Regions from separate parts of the Homo sapiens genome. Here region 2 is linked to region 1. Evidence: read pairs that join two places in POLR2A ChIA-PET (ENCODE). Cell type or tissue: OCI-LY7. All regions are shown on one strand.

Evidence for each region. ChIA-PET counts read pairs that join two places held together with the same protein. Peaks named below come from ENCODE experiments on the same cell type or tissue, not always from the same donor. Only the 100,000 strongest peaks of a DNase experiment are listed, where the experiment ranks them.
Region 2: POLR2A ChIA-PET joins it to region 1 with 5 read pairs; 2 of 35 experiments call an interaction of 5 or more read pairs at or near these places.

Annotation. Positions count from the first base shown.
Region 1 is chr6:25,424,765-25,429,764 of GRCh38, forward strand. It overlaps CARMIL1 (capping protein regulator and myosin 1 linker 1), which reads left to right. Exons shown (of 37, transcript NM_017640.6): 4 at 1,737-1,796. It also overlaps a transcript of LOC124901281 not described here. Among named protein-coding and RNA genes, the nearest start is that of CARMIL1, 150 kb to the left of the region's middle. In OCI-LY7, a CTCF peak has its summit at 134; a DNase peak (open chromatin) is centred at 2,947; H3K27ac peaks cover 558 bases.
Region 2 is chr6:25,520,095-25,525,094 of GRCh38, forward strand. It overlaps CARMIL1 (capping protein regulator and myosin 1 linker 1), which reads left to right. Exons shown (of 37, transcript NM_017640.6): 23 at 150-243. Among named protein-coding and RNA genes, the nearest start is that of SCGN, 130 kb to the right of the region's middle. In OCI-LY7, no CTCF peak of the experiment used is centred here; no DNase peak of the experiment used is centred here.

The sequences.
Region 1 (5,000 bases):
TGAGGAGCATAATAATCTAGAAAACGTCTGCTGTCATATTACTTTGCAAGTATTTTGCAGTTCTGCATTTTTAAAGAGACTTAAATTGGAAGCTGGAAGCCATACTTGTGAGTATGGCTTATGCAGAAAGGCCACTGGAGGGCCAGCCAGTGGGCTTAACTCAAAGAAAAACTTTGGCACAGTATTAAAGGGTAGTGAATGAATATTTATTCATAAACTTTAAATTAAAATAATGAAGGAAGGTATGTATACTTTTTAGAAAATAATTTCCTGCTTTAAATGACTTTTCAAAACCAAATTATGTATAGATCTTGATAATGATAGGCAAGAAAACTTCTACTCTAATTTAATGCTTTTAAACATGTGCCTTAAATGTTGCATTTAGCTCTTGGAGGACAAAACAAACGTCTCAGTACTCTTTGTATTTCCAATACTGGCACATAGTGGGCTTTTCATAAGTGTTTGTCAGTTGACCAAGTGAATAATGAATGAATGAGTTCTCTTTCTACTTCCAGAGCTCATCAGTATACTTCATGTTGTTTAACTGGAGATTCAGGGGTTTTCTGCCCAGTATTTACTTCCCTCCCCACTATTAATAATAACTTCATCAGTATACTTTGAGATGTTTAACTGGAGATTCAGCGTTTTTCTGCTCTAAAATTTATTCTACCAACGTATCATGGTACAACATACCACCAGGGAGCAGAACTAAATCTCTTGTGGGTTTGGTTCTGGATGTGTTTTTTTATCATTATATTTCTCGGTTTAATGTGGGAGGGTAAAAAAATTGATCCAACTTGGTCCCCCACTGTCTCTAGCTCCATGCTCTGTGATTATTTGCTGAAATGGGGAAAATCCGGGAAGAAAGATTAGTGGCTGTTTATCAGGAAAAACAGGTAGAGAGTGAAAGACTGGGGATATTTTAAAGAAAAAGAAACTGCTGATTACAGGAGAAGAGAGGGGCACTTGTTAAAATAGAGAGGAAACAAATCATCATTTATTTACATGCAGAGAGAGAGGACTTTTGTTTAACTCTGTGTATTTCATTTAAGCACAACTTAAAATTCCTAAATATTGTATTCGTGTAAATATGGATTTAATTAGGATAAGTATAGATTTATTTCTCTAAATCCATTCAAACTGTGCATTTTTATGGAAGACAGTAGAAGGACGGCTGACTCTGGTAAGTGGTCAGAGTGTAACAAATAGCTGAAGGTTTAGAAAGAAGGGAAAAACAACATTGACTTTATCCTGATAGGACTTTCTGAAGCAAAATTTTGAAGTGAAAAAGGGAAAAAAGTGTTTAGATGGTTCCTTCCATACATTCATTTCTCAATGAATAAATAGTGGTTAAGTGCAAAAACTTATTAGGTTCGTGCCAAAGTAATTGCGTTTTTTGCTATTACTTTTAATGGCAAAAACTGTGATTGCTTTTGCACCAACTTCTACTATTGTGTTTGTCTCTGGATATAATTTTAAAAGTTGTGCATGCAGCTTCCTTTCTTTTCTTTTTTAGTAAAGTAACACCTTTTCTGAAATTTGATAAATCATGTTTCTATCTTGTTGAATGAATGGAGATATTAAACCAGCCCGCCTTCAGAAGATGCCCAGTGTCTTATTTGCTCTTGGGCTGTTTCTAGTTGTAGGATTTTTTTTTTTTTTTTTACCTTAAGTTATATGTTTTTTTAAAACCCTCATTGCAGGTCTTTTCTTTCCTCCTTTCCCCTCAATTGCAGCTCGAGTTAACCTTCAGCTACTTGGAGATTCATGGCGTCGTTTGCAGCAAGTCAGCTCAGGTGAGTGTGAAAAATGGATCACTGCAAGATCATGATCTTTCTTGAATTCTTGAAACCCTAAAATGTTCCTTGAGACAATGTGGATAAACAAGGTTAGGGAAGATGAAATTTTTGAAATGAGAGACTCAACACTGGCTGTGTGGACAGGAGTTGGGAATTCATTCTGATAAGGAAAACACATTCTCCATAACTCAGTTTGTGAAGAACAAATTAGCTCTTATGATAACCGGCAGTGTAAACGTGAGAGTACTGTTCCTTATAGAGTTTGTACAACATGCTTTAACACTAAAATTGCATAGCAATTGTATAGTACTATATAAGGGCTTAGTGGGAATATAGTGATAAATGAATTTTTTGGATTTATTAAAATGCTGATTTAAAAAAATAGCTTTATTGGGCTATAACTAACTGCAGTAAACTAAAGTGTACAATTTGATAAGTGTTGACATATGTATGACTCTGTCTTCGCCCTCTTCCCCACCTGCAGTCAATCTGCAGGTATCTACTTTTGGTTGCTGTAGTTTGCATTTTAAAAATTTTATATGAATGATGTCATACAATGTATACTTCTTCCTGTCTGCCTTCTTTCAGTCAGTTTAATTATTATTATTTTAATTTTTAATTTTATTTTTAGTTCTGGGGTACATGTGCAGGGTGTGCCAGTTTGTTACCCAGGTAAATGTGTGCCATGGTGGTTTGCTGCACCTATCCATCCATCACCTAGGTATTAAGCCCAGCACGCATTAGCTATTTTTCTTAATACTCTCCCTCCCCCAACCCCAGTTTAATTATTTTGAGATTGATCTACTTTGTTGCATGTCTCAATAGTTTATTCTTTTTGTTGCTGAGTAGTGTTTAATTGTGTGGCTATATTACAGTTCGTTTATCCATTCGCCTGATGTGAGGGACATTTGGGTTGTTTCCCATCTTGGCTATGATGAATAAAGCTGCTATGAATATTTAAGTACAAGTTTTTGATTGGACCTGTACTTTCATTTCCCATGTGTAATTACCTAGGGGTAGAATGGCTGAATTGTATAGTAGCTATATGTTTAACTTTTTGAGAAACCGTCACACTTTTCCACAGTGGTTTTACTATTTTACATTGTCCCCAGCAGCATATGAGAGTTGTAGTCCCTCCACATCCTCCCCAACACTGGTATAGTCAGTCTTTTTAATGTTAGCCATTCAACAAGTATGTAGTGCTTTTTCATTGTGGTTTTAATTTGCATTTCCCTAATGACAGAACATGTGGAGTATCTTTTTATCTGTTTATTTGCCATCACGTATTTCCTTCTGCCATTACAGAAATTGGGCTGTTTGTTTTCTTATTGAATTTTGAGTTTTTAAAAAAATACATTCTGGATACAAAGCCTTTATCAGATATTTTCTCTCAGTCTGGTGGCTTGTCTTTTCATTCCCTTAACAGTGTCTTTCAAAGAGCAGAAGTTTTAAATGTTGATGAAGTCCAATTTATCAATGTTTTCTTTTATGGATTGTGCTTTTAGTATCATATTGAATAAATCTTTGCTTAACCCAAGGTCACAGAATGTTCTATATCTTCCAGAAGTTTTACAGCTTTAGGTTACACATGTAGGCCTATGATCCATTTTGAAGTAATTTTTGAATATAAAGCTATGTATAGATCAAAATTTTTTTTTAGTTTGTCTTTTTTTTCTCATATGTGTATTATATTCACTTGTTCCAGTAACATTTGTTTGAAAGACTATTGTTTCCTCACTGAGCTTGTTTTCACCTTTGTTGAAATTCTGTAGTCCGTTTAAGTGTGAATCTATTTCTGGACTCTGAATCCCGTCTCCTTGCTACTATCTTCATGCCACTCTTATACTCTCTTTATTATTGTGGCTTGTTTACAACAAAATTTGAAATCAGATAGTGTTAGTCCTCCAACGTTTTTCTTCTTTTTCAAAATTGTTCTAGTGATTCTAGGTCCTTTGCAATTCCGTATGAATTTTAGAAACACCTCAGTTTCTATAAAAAGCTTGCTGGAATTTTGGCTGATATTACAATGAATTTTTAAATCACTTTGGGGAAGAGCTGACATCTTAGTAATGTACAGTCTTCGGACCTAAGAAAACTATATATTTCTCCATTTGTTTAGGTCTTTTTCAGTTTTTCTGAGTGTATTTTGTTGTAGCTTTCAGCGTACTGGTCTTACATATGTCTAAATTCATTCCTAAGTGTTTAATATTTTTTGATGCTACTATAAATTGTGTTATTTTTTACATTTCAGTTTTCAGTTGTCTCTTGCTGGTATTAGAAATATAATTGATTTTTGCATATTGACCTTATATCCTGTAACCTGCTATCTTGTTCTACTCACGTATTAGTTCTAGTAGCTTTTAAAAATAGACTTCATCATTTTTTACAAAGATGATGTCATTTGTGAATATGGATGGGTACCTTTTATTTTTAACATGGGTGCCTTTTATTTCTTTGTCTAGTCTTATTGCTATTGGGAGATATTCCTCCATTGGTGGAGCAATTCCTACATATTTTGCTGGGTATGCCAGGAATTTAGGGCTGTGACTTCTCTTTGCCCAGGCTATTTCTCAGGGTTGATAGCAATGAGCATCTTGTGGGATGGTGGAATAGTTCCATTGAATAAAGAACAGGCTTGCTTACTTCTTACCATGAAAACAGTAGATTTCCAATGTCCAAGGGTTCCTTTCTTGTCAGCAGCCTACTGTGTGTGCAAGCATCCATCTGAAGCACCATATGGGACTTTGAGGGCAGGGGAATCTATCCAAATGTGGTACACATGCCTTTTGTTGTACCATGAATCATAAAATCCTATGTCTCTGACCCAGGCGTCTCCTGTCTTCTGCAGCATCAATGAAACATCTAATAGGCTAACTTACTGGCCTACAAGTAGGGTAAAAACTCAGAACTTGGCAATTGTTCTGGTACTTATAAGACAGTGCTGAATGGAAGTGGCAAGAGCAAATCTTCTTGTCTTTTTCCTAGTCTTTGAGGGAACGCATTCATTCTTTCACCATTAAGTGTGATGTTAGCTGTAGGTTTTTAAAATAGATGCCCTTTATCTGGTTTAAGAAGTTTCTTTCTATTTTTAGTTTGTTCAGAGTTTTAATCAGGAATTAGTGTTGGATTTTGGCAAATGTTTTTTCTCTGTCTGTTGAGATTATTGTGTGGTTTTCTTTCTTTTTTTAAGCTTCTTAAAAT
Region 2 (5,000 bases), 95 kb after region 1:
CTGCAATCTAGGGGCCTAAATGGTCTGGTGGTTTGGAATTTTCTAAGCTACTCTTGCAGCTATCCTTTTGGATTTTTAAAAGAAGAGTGCTGAATTAAGGTAATAGGAAGTTATTTTTAAATAAGTATATTATTTTCTCCTTTTTCTAGGAACTACACATTAAGATTTATGCCAATTCCTATGTATGATGCTTCTCAAGCCCTAAAAACAAACCCTGAAAAAACAGAAGACGCTCTGCAAAAGGTATTAAAGAATCAGTAGCTTAATTACAAGAAATTCACATTTGAATTGTGGTTATGTTCCTGAACTTATAAACAATACTTTGTTATTTTACGAAGTTTTTTTAAATTTTATTTTATTTTTTCACATTGTCTTATGTTCTTATGACCACAACTGGGGTAATGCATGACTGGGGGAGGAGTAAACTAAGGAACACTAAAGCTTGCCATACAATTTAAGTGGAATAAAAAAACATTCTTACAGCATCAACATGCCAGAGCTTAAGTATAGTTAACTTCTTGATTGGCTGGGGGAGAAATGTGTGGAACTGAGTATCAGTTTGCACAGCTTCCCTCCTCTTCATCCTCAACAGATGGATCCCTCTCTTCTTTTTTCATCAAGAAATTTAGAGTATTCCTGAGCTCTCACTTTACCATCCTCATCTATAAATGTATGTAAATCTACACCTATTCCTGCCTCTGTACTGGCAAACTCAGAGGTACCTTCCACTTCAAAGCCCAGCCATTCCCTGGTGCATTTGACCCCCTTATTCTGCCCTGTGCTGGAAACCTCTGAATCATTCCCTTGCTCTTCCATATCTTCATCCTTCTCTTTTTATGGCCACCTTTCTCTGCATTTTAGATGTGCTCAAATATTTCCCATCTGAAGATGCCTACTCCACTCACACTGTGGTATTATTTGAGGAATCTTTGAACTTTTCCAACCTCCTTTGTTCTTTCTCCTTGGCGATGTCATCCAAAAGACCACCAAGATGGCTAAATTTTAGAAAGGAAAGCTTCGTTAATGTTACTGGTTTGCAAACTGGGAAGAGACAGTCTCTGGTGTGTGCTGAATGTGCTCCTCTCTTCAAAGAAGGGAAGGGCAGGTTGGGTTTTATGCTTCACAAGGCCTGCATCGTACAGCCGAGTTGTACATATTCAGCAGGCTTGGGGGGAAGCTATACATGTTTATGAGGGGAGCAGAGTGCATGTGCAGTGGGTAAACATGTAACATACATCTCATATTCACTTTGGGGTGAGGTTTTAGCATTAAAATGAGGGTGATTTTGGTTCTTTATGTTAGAACTATAGTACACAAAGACAGTTTGTGAGCAGCCTCTGTACCCTGGCTGAAACTGGTTTAAGGTCTGCAGTTACTTATCAATAAAGAATGTGGATGGGCGCGATGGCTCACGCCTGTAATCCCAACACTTTGGGAGGCTGAGGCAGGCGGATCATGAGGTCAGGAGATCGAGACCATCCTGGCTAACACGGTGAAACCCCGTCTCTACTGAAAATACAAAAAATTAGCCTGACTAGGTGGCGGGCGCCTGTAGTCCCAGCTACTCGGAAGGCTGAGGCAGGAGAATGGCGTGAACCCGGGAGACGGAGCTTGCAGTGAGCTGAGATCCATGCCACTGCACTCCAGCCTGGCCGACAGAGCGAGATTCCATCTCAAAAAAAAAAAAAAAAAAGAATGTAAGGCTGGCCCTCTGTCCAGTCAGAGTCGTAGTGGTCTGGGTTGTAAATCACAGTAAAAGGGATCTGATAGCTCCTGTTGTTAGGGAGTTTAGAGCTGTAGGGATTTAGAAATTTGCCTTGCCAGCTGGCCCTGAACCCTTACCCCATAGGTAACTTTGTTTCCTTAACCTTAGGGTCCATCTTAGTTGATGAAGGAGTTGCTCAGATCACAGTGTTACCACCTTCCATCTAGTGTTCCAAAGTTGACTTTCCTCTATCATTTCTTCCTTAGCTAATCAATCAGTAACTCTACCATTGTGTAGCATAAATCTCTTCATTAGCTTTCCTTCCCTCTGTTCCCATTATGGATACCTTCCTTCAAGTCTCATCATTTCTTACCAGAATTGTTGTCACATTTGCCTCCTCTTGTCAGTTTTACATATTGCAATAAAAAATAGCCATCCTATTTCATGGTAAATCTGAGCAGACTAAAATCTTTACTCTATCCCTTCCTAGTGGCTTTCAGGATAAATAAAGCTGGGTCTCCTTAACATAGCAGGAAATTCTGTCCAGGATCTGCCTCCTGTACACTTCCCACTTCATCTCTGGCCAACTCTTTTGTTTTGACCTGTCTCAAGGAACTCGTTAAAAATGCAAATTATTAAGCCTCAGAAACTGGGGTAGGACTTAGCATTTGTGTTTTCACAAGCTTTCCTGGTGTTTGTAAGTTTGAGAATCCCTACTGTATTCCAGACATCCTTTTTCTTTCCTGACTACCATGCAGGTCTGTTGAGATTGAAATCAAGTGTCGGCTCATCCAGGAAGACCTCTCAGAGGCCCTTTCCTTCTCTAGGTGTGTGGTCTTAGGATTTCCTGTGCTCCTCTCTGTCATTGGCCTTGCAACATTGATTTAAGTTACCTGGCTCCATGTTTTATTCTCCTAATGGTCTATGAGTTACTTGATGGCAGAGCTTATGTATTTTTTCATCTTGCTTATTCTCACAGCACAGTGCCTAGTATGTATGACTGGATACTTCATTGATTGATTGATTGGTTGACAGGGTCTGGCTCTGTTGCCCAAGCTGGAGTGCAGTGGTGCAGTCATGGCTCACTGCAGCCTCAACCACCTGTGCTCAAGTGATCCTCCCATCTCAACCAGGACTACAAGCGTATGCCACTGTGCCCAGCTAATTTTTAAAAATTTTTATAGAGACGAGGTTTCACTATGTTGCCCAAGCTGGTCTCAAACTCCTGCACTCAAGTAATCCTCCTGCCTTGGCCTCCCAAAGTATTGGGATTATAGGTGTGAGCCACCATGCCTGGTCGCTTGAATGCTTTTTAGGCATATGTTGAATAGAAGACAATATGATTGGAGATGAGAGAGAAAAAAGCTGTGGTATGGCAAAAGAAATCAAGATTTGAATTTAGAATATCTGACTTAAAATTAAACTCGTCCCATAACCTTCAATAAGTTACTCAATTTTTTTGAAATTTATTTTTTTCAACTGTATAGGTAGGAAAAATAAAGCTATGTAATAACTATGTTTAGCTGACAATATGTAATTCTTACTGGGTGTCTGGCACTATTTTAAATGTTTTACATAAATTAATACATGTAATCCTTAAAATAAATGATGCAGTAGGTTCTAGTATTACAGATATGGAAAACAAAGAGTAGGAAGATTAATTTGCCTAAGGTGACCATGAGGATCCAGTGAAACAGTATATGTGAAAAGGAGTTTGTGAAAAGCTACATAAAAATATTAGATATCTTTATAATTTCCAATAGGATACTAATCAGTTTTGAATAAAAGACATATTCTAGAGAAACCAGGTTTCTGGTTTCAGATTTGAACTCTCAAGAGCTTGGAAGTTATCACTCCCATCCTCACAACAACAAAAAAATCTGAACAAACAGAAAACCAATGACTTTTCTTAGATCTGTCAAAGAACTTAAGCCACAAGGAAAACTATCACCCTGAAAACTGGGGACTGGAAAGAGAGGTACAGAGAATCACAGTGAATCATAGCCAAGATCAGCTTGCCAGGAGCTGAAGCTAGTAGGATAATAACTTACAGGACCACTTAAACAGTAAGTGATGAATTGCCAGAGACTTAGCACAGACTAGCTTAAGAGCCAAAAACTCCTAGGGGTCCAGTTTTAGGGAACCCCCACCCTTTCATGGGTTTTATTTCCATGAGTCCCAATGGGCTATCGCAGTAAAGATTGGAGAAAAATTTCCTTTTTTTTTCTGGCAGGGGGAAGGGTAAAATAACCATTTTGAAATATACTCAGAGCATTCTCTTCTAAATAACAAAGATCTACCAGCCAGAGAAACTACTTTAGTAGGACCTTACCTGAACAGGGGAAAGATGATTAAACAACCCGCCCTCTCTAACCTGTCTCACATAAGGGATAGGGTTGAAAAGGATAAGAAATATTTCCAAAGGCCATAGCCCAGGGACCAGGATTGCTTAAAAACAAACAAACAAAAACTAATCATAAGATTATAGAATACTTCCCCTTCCTAACACCTTATCACCATGTCAAGTAAAATAACAGTGGATTACAACTGAGCAAACTGCAAGACACAGATTGTAATTAAGAAAGAGTTTCTAGGGAAACCCCAAAATAATGGGATACAAAAGCAAGGACACTAGAGGAAATCAAAGCCTCTGGCATATACAGCTACAACAAATACTAAACAGAGCCCAGCTCTTAGCCAGTTAACATATAAAACCTCACACTAAAAGGCTGATTACCTCAGGTTGTATTACCAGGTATGTCATTTTCAGCTTTCAGCCAAAAATTACAAAGCATGTTAAAAAGCAACAAACACAGTGTGAAAGAGAGAAAACAAGCATCAGAACGAGACTTATCTATGATACCAGTTTTGGAATTATCAGAGCCCTTAAAATAACCATGATTAAGTTGTTAAGGGCTCTAGTGGAAAAAGCAGACAACATGCAAGAACAGATGGGTAATGTAAGCAGGAGATAAAAGCTCTTAAGAAAAAAAAATTAAAAGGAAATACTAGAGATAAGAAACCTGTAACAGAAATGAAGAATGCCTTTGATGAGGTTATTGGTAGACTGGACATGGCTGAGGGAAGAATCATTGAACTCTAAGATTCTTCAATAGAAACTTCCCAAACTGAATTGCACAAAGAAAAAAAGAAAAGAAAAGAACAGACTATCCCAGCACTGTGGGATAATTACAGAAGATGAAACTTGCTACTAATGGGAATACCAGAAGGAAAGAAAAGAGAGAAAGGAACAGAAGAAACATCTGAAGTAATAATGGCTGATAATTTTCTGAAA